3 separate regions of the Homo sapiens genome follow, and all the other regions are linked to region 2. The links are chromatin contacts, found by Hi-C in ENCODE. All regions are on one chromosome and are shown on one strand. The core of a region is the stretch at or near the end of the contact, and the rest is flanking DNA. Distances in the headings are between cores, read along the strand shown. Region 1 has its middle 17 kb from the start of CCR7. Region 2 holds the start of ZPBP2 (zona pellucida binding protein 2). Region 3 has its middle 38 kb from the start of CCR7.

What was found. A loop is a pair of places that touch in the nucleus more often than their neighbours do. Pooled maps may share reads with other maps.
Region 1: a map with no recorded cell type shows a loop between it and region 2 (13-fold over the local background). The contact joins the enhancer-like site here to the promoter of ZPBP2 in region 2. A Hi-C loop is called at or near these places in 3 of 37 single-sample maps with no recorded cell type and 5 of 50 pooled maps.
Region 3: a loop to region 2 is called in a map with no recorded cell type, with 16 times the contacts of the local background. The contact joins the enhancer-like site here to the promoter of ZPBP2 in region 2. A Hi-C loop is called at or near these places in 3 of 37 single-sample maps with no recorded cell type and 5 of 50 pooled maps.

The regions. Positions count from the first base shown.
Region 1 is chr17:40,581,206-40,584,235 of GRCh38, forward strand. No RefSeq gene overlaps it. Among named protein-coding and RNA genes, the nearest start is that of CCR7, 17 kb to the left of the region's middle. RefSeq lists enhancers at 1,019-1,158, 1,179-1,428 and a silencer at 1,187-1,332. Within about 2 kb of position 1,251, at least 11 of the 41 ENCODE cell types and tissues checked have a DNase peak (open chromatin) inside an H3K27ac peak, as active enhancers do.
Region 2 is chr17:39,866,034-39,869,451 of GRCh38, forward strand. It overlaps ZPBP2 (zona pellucida binding protein 2), which reads left to right and starts at 2,169. Exons shown (of 8, transcript NM_199321.3): 1 at 2,169-2,373; 2 at 2,516-2,581. The coding sequence starts at 2,322. RefSeq lists enhancers at 989-1,208, 1,449-1,528 and a silencer at 1,223-1,438.
Region 3 is chr17:40,601,467-40,604,685 of GRCh38, forward strand. No RefSeq gene overlaps it. Among named protein-coding and RNA genes, the nearest start is that of CCR7, 38 kb to the left of the region's middle. RefSeq lists an enhancer at 1,271-1,530. Within about 2 kb of position 1,470, at least 5 of the 41 ENCODE cell types and tissues checked have a DNase peak (open chromatin) inside an H3K27ac peak, as active enhancers do.

The DNA of each region.
Region 1 (3,030 bases), core at 1-2,500, 710 kb after region 2:
GGCTTGAAGGCCCATCAACCTAGTCCTGGGCCTTGAGGAGCTTGACAAGCAATGGAAAATAGCATGGGCATCCACATCTCCAAGCACATCCTTATACCTCATCTCATTTAGCCCTCGGGCTGCCCTGTGTGGCAGGTTTCCATTCTATGATTGAGGAAGCTGAGACTTGAAAGGAAAGTGACTTGATATTTGACTCTAAGCTAAGGGGCTTTTCCCACTATGCCAGGCTGCCTTTACTGATGTTGGGCATGGTCGGAAGAGCTCAGACCACGGCTGCCCCCTCTCTTCCTGGGAAAGACACCCTCAGACAGGTCTTTACATCCCATCCTGTTTTACGAAGGTTTCTGAGAATGAGCAGGGAGAAGGACCTACAAGTAACCTTTATAGTCATTCAGTCCAACCACCTCACTGATGACTTGGTTACCCAGAGGATAAAGAAAAGCTTAGCTTACCAGAAACTCCAGCCCCTGTTATTATGAAAAAGAACAGGACAAGTCTTGAGACCCCTAGAGGAGGCCTCTGATCTGGAGAGAATCGACAGAGGAGCCAGACCCAGAGTCCCCTGGAGGGAGCCAGGTCTGCAGAAGCTCAGAAACTCAGTCCTGCCTTTCTTGCATATGGAGTCCATGGTCATAGTAGCAGTGTCCTGGCTCTACCCAGAGTGTCCAATGGCTTCCTGTCCCTCTGGACTTGTCATTTAGTGGGCAAAGTCCAAGATCACACCTCTCACTCCTGCCCCCACCTCTTGCCCCTGTTTTATCTCACTTGGGAATAATCTGTTCCCATGTGAAGCCAACGAAAATGAGCCTCCACCAGTGTGGGGTAACCCAACAGGCAGATTTGGTATGGACACAGGGCCCCAGCCAGATGAAGACATCCCAAAGTTGAGAAGAGTTCAGTAATCAGAAAATCTAAAAAGATGCTCTTTTAATTTCAGCACACATGTACATTTTGTGTTGTCTGGTGAGTATTAGGAATTATATTTGGAGAGAGACTGCAATCTTTATAGGGTTCAGGGCCTTTTAAGGTCTTACTCGGACCTTGGACAACCAAGAGGGAAAGGGCCAACAGGTGTGAGGAAAATAAGTTGTGAGGCTGCAGGGAGGAAGAGGATGGCTCACCAGGATGAAGAAAAGGGAAGGAGAGGAGCTCTCAGTGGTGCAATTGGTTAGCGTGTGGCACTTACATGAAAAGGGAAGGAGGGCTTGGCACAGGCTAGCGGGAAGCCTCAGGTCACCCTGACACCTGTTGCCATGGCCCGGCGGCGGTTTCCTGACTTGTCAGGACGTGTGCACAGAGAGAACAATGGGTTTGCCTTGACAGGAAGATGCTTCCTGTTTTGCTGCATGGGTTCATTGTTGGGCATTAAGAGGGAGGGGTCTATGTGTCTGTGTTTTTCGTGTTGCCAAAAGCTCTCTGAGGGGAGAAGTGGGGGTGAGTGAGGACGGGGGTCTGAGGAAAGGTGAAAGGGAAAGGAAGGGAGCAGTTATTCTTCCAGAATTGCTCAGCCAAACCTCACGCCATTCTAGTTTCAGCCAACCAGAGAGGGTGGGGCTGGCCCTGCTGTCCTACTGTCCCCAAGAGCTCTAAGCCCAGAGCTTTTGTGCATGACTGAGGGCTGCCCAGAATCCCTCCTTTTGTTCCCCAGTGAGACCCGGTGGTGACCTTTATCTTGGCAAGGTGGCAAGGGCGACAGGAAACTTGGACTGAAATAACCTCTGTGGTGAAAGCAGGGGTGGGAAATGTTGAGGCTGGTCTCATGGCGAGTGATAAATTAGACATCCAAGATGCCCACTCCCCACCTCCAGCCTGCCCATTGCTGGGCCAACCCTGCACATTCACAACCGAAATTGTACATTTTTAAAATTTATTTTTTATTCTTTTTAAAAAATTTTCCATACGTTATTGGGGTACAGGTGATATTTGGTTACATGAGTAAGTTATTTAGTGGTGATTTGTGAGATCCTGGTGCACCCATCACCCGAGCAGTATACACTGCACCATATTTGTTGTCTTTTATCCCTTGCCCCTTCCTGCTCTTCTCCCCAAGTCCCCGAAGTCCATTGTATCATTCTTATGCCTTTGCGTCCTCATAGCTTAGCTCCCACATGTCAGTGAGAACATACAATGTTTGGTTTTCCATTCCTGAGTTACTTCACCTAGAATAATAGTCTCCAATCTCATCCAGGTCATTGCAAATGCTGTTAATTCATCTCTTTATGGCTGAGACTAATCAGATGGAATACTATTCCATTATACATATATATACTACAGTTTCTTTATCCACTCGTTGATTGATGGGCATTTGGATTGGTTCCATGATTTTGCAACTGTGAATTGTGCTGCTATAAACATGTGTGTGCAAGTATCTTTTTCGAATAATGACTTCTTTTCCTCTGGGTATACCCAGTAGTGGGATTGCTGGATCAAATGGTAGTTCTACTTTTAGTTCTTTAAGGAATCTCCACACTGTTTTCCTTAGTGGCGTACTAGTTTACATTCCTACCAGCAGTATAGAAGTGTTCCCTGATCACTGCATCTCTGTCAACATCTACTGTTTTTTGATTCTTTGATTATGGCCATTCTTGCAGGAGTAAGGTGGTATCGCATTGTGGTTTTGATTTGAATTTCCCTGATCATTAGTGATGTTGAGCATTTTTTCATGTTTGTTGGCCATTTGTATATCTTCTTTTGAGAATTGTCTATTCATGTCCTTAGCCCACTTTTTGATGGGATTGTTTGTTTTTTTCTTACTGATTTGAGTTTGTTGTAGATTCTGGATATTAGTCCTTTGTCAGATGTATAGATTGTGAAGATTTTCTCCCACTCTGTGGGTTACCTGTTTACTCTGCTGACTGTTCCTTTTGCCATGCAAAAGCTCTTTAGTTTAATTAGGTCCCAGCTATTTATCTTTGTTTTTATTGCAATTGCTTTTGGGGTTTTGGTCATGAAATCCTTGCCTAAGCCAATGTCTAAAATAGTTTTTCCAATGTTATCTTCTAGGACTTTTACAGTTTCAGGTCTTAGGTT
Region 2 (3,418 bases), core at 919-3,418:
TGTATATTTGACAGTGGAACGTGTTAGTACTCTGTAAATAGTTCAATACTGAGTATTTCGGACTCCCGAGAGTGATACCTAAGGGGATTAAAAGTGAATTGGTAAAATAACTTATGTAGCTACTCCACCTTCAAGGAGATGCAGCATAAATCCCCACTCTTTAAGTGTGGGTGCACAAAGTGACTTCCTTCCGAAGAGTATAGTATGAAAGCAGGGGAATAAGTTGACAGTGGAGAAACCTGACAAACAGTACCTCAGCCAGCAGACCAAGGTTAACATCAAGTGATAAGGCATGTTGATAGTATGTCCCCTTGATATGATGTGATGAGAATGTCATTTTATCTCTGTAATCTTCCTCCTAAGAATCCATAATTCTAGTCTAATATGGAGAAAGACACCAAATTCCAGTAGAGAGGCATTCTACAAAATACCTCACCAATTAAAGCCAGGTCAAGACCTTCAAACACAAGAAAAGTCTGACACAGCCAAGGGGAATCTAAGGAGATACGATGACTATAGGTAATGTGGGATCCCGCATGAGATCCTGGAGCAAAAAAACAAACGAGGTAGGGAGGACATTGAGTAAAAAACTAAGGAAATCTGAATAAAGTTTGGACTTCAGTTAATAGTAATATATCAATATCCGTTCATTAATTGTAAGAAATGTACCATACCAATGTAAGATGTCAATAATAGGGAAAATCGGGAGGGAGTATGTAAAAACTCTCTGTACTGTTTTTGCAAATTTTCTGCAAATCTAAAACTCTTCTAAAATAAAAAGTTTATATAAAAAGAGTGGATGGGTACTTTTGACAACTATTACTCATTTGGTTAAGTCTCCTCTCATAGGATTTAGTTTATCACACAGGATTTACAACTATCAATTACTTACAGTAACCAAAAAGTCAATAAAACACACTGTGGATATATAATGTACTTTGACTAAAACTGGAATGAAGAACTTGTAGGGAATCAAAGATAATGCCTAAATCTGTCTTCATTATCATCACCTTAAGAAGAGAACAGTTGAGACCAGACCATGTATCCAGACATGGTAACTGAAAATGGGTGGATCTGACTCACTGAGTCACATTTCATGGCTTATGCTATATAGGTAAAATTAACAGTGACTAAAAATGAAATTACTGACAAAGTTTGCTCCTGGACCATATGAGAGAGTCCAAGTACTGACTCGGCTCAAAGGAAATAAAACCGAAAACTCTTGATCTCACCCAAAATAACCATTCTGCACCCTGTCTGAACCTTGGGCTCTCTCTACTAACCAGCCTACTCAAAACCACTACTGAGAGTGGTGTCCCGCTGCTAAGAAACAGACAACACACAGGGCCTTTCGGGCCACCAAACTAGTAGCCAAGAAGGAACCATCAAAGACGCGGGCATGATCCCCTTTGGAGCTCCCCGATCTTGACTAGTCATCCATCCCTACAGAAAAGGCCAATCGGGCTCCATCCCTACAGAAAAGGCCAATGGGCCTTACAATTGGGCCCATTTTTAAAGCAAGGTCACTTCATCAACCTAGATACGTTTGCACTGGGGGAGGTCTCTCACATCGCCTCATACTTGAAGTGAAAATGAAGATTCAACGTTCCTCTAGAGTGGGAAGGCCCGGAAGCGCCTTCTTGGCTCAGTAGTGGCTCTTCTGGGTCTTGGTCTTGCTGGTAAAGAATGCAATTAGGTAAAAATCGCGTGTCAGTTTGAAAGAGATTCGACACCCAGTTTCAGCGTTCATGAGAAGAGAGGCGTAGGAAATCCCCACGCGGGCCTTTCTGCTTCACGTGAGGAGGAAATTGTCACAAGTCTCTGCCTTCCTCAGGTCCCCTTCCTAGGGGATTCCTCATCGCATCCCCTAGCCGCCCTACCCCACCACGGTCCTTGGGACCTCGCGGTGTTCTCTCCTTGATCCCTTCGGCCCCTAGACTGGGGAATCCCCGGAACGCGACACCGTGGCTTCTTTTCCTTTATTCTCTTCCTGCCTTCCGCTCCGCTCAGAGAGCAAGGGGCCAGGAGCGCGGGAAAATGGCGCCGGACGCGAGGCGCGAAAAGTTCGCATGCCTGCTGCCGCGTGGGCGCCAGAGGATCTGGCGATCGCCTGCAGCGCCGTCGCCCCGCCCCCGCGCGCGAGAATCGAAGCACGCACGCGTTCTCCTGCGCGTCCGCTCCCGCCGTTGCGACGGACGGGTAGGGGAGGCGACCCCGGCGTTCTGCTCCGCACTGTGGAGGAGGTGGGGAGGTGTTGGGCCAGGGCTGAGGTAGGAGGGAGTCTGTCCCTCGACGCCTCCTGCGACGCCAGCCCCTGAGCGATGATGCGAACGTGCGTCCTACTCTCCGCGGTGCTCTGGTGCCTCACAGGAGGTGGGGCTCCCTCCACCCGGTCCCCAGGCCTCTCCCTCTGCCCGAGCTTCCCGGTCCTGCCTCCTTCGCCTCGCCCTGCCCTGCCCGACTCTGAACCCTGCTCCTCTTCTAACTAAAAGTCAGTGTTTTATTTCCTCCGCAGTCCAATGCCCGCGTTTTACCTTATTCAATAAGAAGGGCTTCATTTATGGCAAGACAGGACAGCCAGGTAATAAGGGCCTCTGCACACGCGGGCCCATTGGAGGGGCCGGAACTGCGAAGCTCTTCCCGGAAGAGCTTCCTGGAGAGAAGGGGAACGAGCCAGCGTTTATTGAGCATCTATTATACTAAGCATCTGCTTGGCAGTTCACGACGGTCGCATTTTTTCATCCTTACAGCGATCCCTATTGTGTCGCCTTGCTTTAAAGCCTTACAGCTCACAAAGGGCTGGGATTTATTCCAGATCTCTCTCTCAGATGCCATCTCACTTCCAGGTGTCTCTGCTGCTTTGCAACGCGGGAAACCCACGCAAAGGAGTGATTTCCAAGGCCTTCTGTTTGGAATATCTTTAATCCTCCCCTTATTAACTGGAAAAACTCCCACGCATCCTTCAGGGCTCAGCTCAAATGTCCTTTATCTCTGCAGTGAAACTTTCCCAAGGAAAATTAGTTACACAGCTAATTTTAGATAAATTGAGCCAGTTGATAGAATTTGTCATGTTTAGACTCCTTCTGTGTTTGAGTTCTCTCCCCGACCCCCAACCAAATTGTAGGACGTTGTCTTTATGAGCCTGGCATTCAGTAGGCTTTAAAATTAATATCTTTCTGGGTTGCAGTGATTCCAAGCATACCATCGTTCTGTCCACCAAACCAGAAACAAGAAGTAATCACACATCTTCCTAATATGCCCAGATAGGCTTAATTATTGTTCCCAATGGAGAAAATTTACAGTTAAACATCAGGTTTCCCTTAGGGTGATCATGATCATCTATCTTTCTTTCTTTCTTTCCTTCCTTCCTTCTTTTTTTTTTTTTTTTTTTTTGACAGTCTCACTCTGTCACCCAGGC
Region 3 (3,219 bases), core at 220-2,719, 730 kb after region 2:
ATTTTAGGGGATTTTGACTTTCTTCTGTTCATTTCTCTGAGTTTTCTCAATTTTCTCCCATGTGTTACAACGAACATGCATTACATTTAGAACATAGAAAAACATTTTCCAGCATCTTGAGTTGATTCTCTAAGTAAATTCCTTGCTCCTTAAATTCTGAAAACTGTAGAGACCAGATCAACGTGTAGGATGTCAGAGGTGGAAAAGCTGTGGGAAGTCCTTTGGGCCAGAGTTTTGCAAAACTGGCTGTGCGTGAGAATCACACGTGGGGCTTTCAGAACTCTGGCTCTGCCCATACCCAGTGGCAATAAATCAAAGTCACCAGGGATGGCTGCAGGCGTCAGAGTGGTTTAAAGCTCCCAGGTGATTCTAATATGCAGCCTAGTTTGAGAACCCTGCTTTTGAGTTGTGCTGTCTAACAGTAGCCACTAGCCACACGTGGCTATTTAAATTATGCAACACTAAATAAAAAATTCAGTTCCTTAGTCAAAGTAGCCACTTTTTTCTTTCTTTTTTTTCTTTTTTTTTTCTTGAGACAGAGTGTCACTCTGTCACTCAGGCTGGAGTGCAATGGTGCGATCTTGGCTCACTGCAACCTCTGTCTCCCGGGTTCAAACAATTCTCCTGCCTCAGCCTCCCAAGTAGCTGGGACTACAGGCACCCGCCACCATGCTCGCAAAGTAGCCACATTTTAAGCACTCAGTAGTCACATGTGTGGTTAGTGGCACTATATTGGGCAGTGCAAGTTAAGATCTACCTCTCACATTTCAGGAGAGGGCTGGGCATGGTGGCTCATGCCTGCAGTCCCATCACTTTGGGAGGCTGAGGCAGGAGGGTTGCTTGAGCACAGGCATTTGAGACCAGCCTGAGCAACATGGTGAGACCCCTATCTCTACAAAAAAAAAAAAAAATTAGTCAGGCATGGTGGCACGCACCTGTAGTCCCAGCTACTTGGTAGGCTAGGGTGAGAGGATCGCTTGAGCTGGGGAGGTCAGGGCCGTAGTGAACCATGATCATGCCGCTTGCGCTTCAGCCTGGGCAACCAAGTGAGATTCTGTTTCAAAAAAATTTTTTTCTTTTTTTTTCAGGAAAGGCTTTTGCAGGTGGGTGCCCTCCTTCTAGCAGGCCTGAGGCTCAGGGAAGGGGCAGGCCTCTGTTCTTGCCTGTTTTAGGGCGGTGGAAAAGACCTCACTCGGCCGTCAGGAGAGTAATCTTGTGCCTAGAAAGTTCTTTCTGCTTTCTCGTGTCTACCCCATCCTCCTCCCTGAGCATGGTGAAGCTCAGTGCAGCATGTTTATTTTCAAAGGCTTGACAGGCCCAGGCCCTTCCTATCTGTTCAGCCTGGTCCAGGCCACCAGGCAAGCTGTTTACAAGGGATCCAAGTGCTCGGTGGAGAGCAGAACAGGCCGAGAGTGTTTTCCACGGCTGCCGAGAAAGATGAGCGAGTGGAGGCAGAATAACAAAAAGCCACTTCAAAAACACACCAGAAAAAGTCACAAAGCAGAGACAATCAGAGGTTTGAGACACACACACCCCCAAAACCCTGACAAGAGAGCGAAAACAAGTCATGAGGGAGCCTCTGATGGTTTCAAGACAGTCGCGGTTGCTGATTGAGAACAGGCCTGTCCCAGCAGTTCTCAGAGGAGTCGGGAGCTGCGGCTGTGGGGGGTCAGAAACTTCACCTGAGTTCTGAGAATTGTGGTGGGACAGTCCCTGAGGGCTCCGTCTCTCTGGGAAGATGGTGGGGGGCGGGTGAGAATGGCAGGCCCATGCTGGCTGGGTGAGAGTGTGAGGCTGTTCCAGCCTAGAGACTGGCCACCGGTCAGGAAGCAGAGTCCCACCTGGCCCCAGGCTTCTGGCACCTACTGCCTGAGAGCGTGAGGCCTCTATGGCCATAGTCCACCTGGGAATTCAAAGGCGTAAGGCCACCTGCATCTAGGAAGCTCCTTCTTTGGGATCTGAGCTGAGGACCCAACAGTGAAGAAGCCAAGCCAGAAGGGAAACGCTGGTGCTCCGCTCCACCTTGCCCCATTTTGCAGTGAAGTCCAGTGAAGAGAGCCCTGGGGGTGGAGCACTGGAGCTCAGGTCCCAGGCACTATCACTCCCTTGCTGTGTGACCTTGGGCAGGTCAGTTTACCCCTTTGGACTTTAGTTTCTTGACCTGCAAATTGGAGGGTTGGTCTAGATGAATGGCTTTCAACCCTGGCTGAATATTGGAATCACCTGGTGAGCTACAAAAATCAACATGATGCCAGTTGTTCTGGGATACACCCTGGGCATCAGCATTTTTAAAAGCTCTTCAGATGATCCCAGGCCAGGTGTGGTGGCTCACGCCTGTAATCCCAGCATTTTGGGAGGCTGAGGCGGGCGGATCATCTGAGGTCAGTTCGAGACCAGCCTGGCCAACATGGTGAAACCCTGTCTCTACTAAAAATACTAAAATTAGCCGGGTTTGGTGGCATATGCCTGTGCACGAGAATCACTTGAACCCAGGAAGCAGAGGTTGCAGTGAGCGGAGACCGTGCCACTGCACTCCAGCCTGGGTGACAGAGTGAGACCCCGTCTCAAAAAACAAAACAAAACAAAAAAAGAACCATTAGTCTGCCTAATGCTTATCAAAATTTAGAGTGCACAGGAGTCTTGTAAAAATTCGAGTGGAATTCAGAAAGTCTAGCATAGAGTCTGAGATTCCACATTTCCAACAAGCTCCCAGGCGATGTCCATGGACCACACCTTGAGTAGCAGCAAGTCTGTGTTGAATGTCCCCTTCCCTTGAACTTGCAAGTTGGATCCAAGCTCCAATCTACTCAGTCTGCTACTGTTCTTGTTTTGGTAGCTGGCTGTAGTTGCCTATTTCTGCCAATCTGCCAATAACATCATTGTTTCTAAGTTCTTTCTTTCCCCCCACCCTCTCTCACAAGAATTGTTTAAATCCTCACTCATCATTTGAATTCTAATGAGATGCTGTGGATTGAATCAAATAGGGATCTTCCCTTCAAGGGCAGTAAATAAGAGACAGAGCCAGGCTGTGATGTGAGTTCAAAATGGGGCAGAGGTCATTTTTAGCTGAGAGGATTGGAAGGGATCTACGTGGCTGATAATAACAGTGTACCACTGTCCAAGTGCTTTGTACTAGTTGTCTCATTTTATCCTCAAAACAACCCTACAGGTAAGCACTGGGAACGTTCCCCAGTTTACACACGAGGAAGCTAAAGCTTA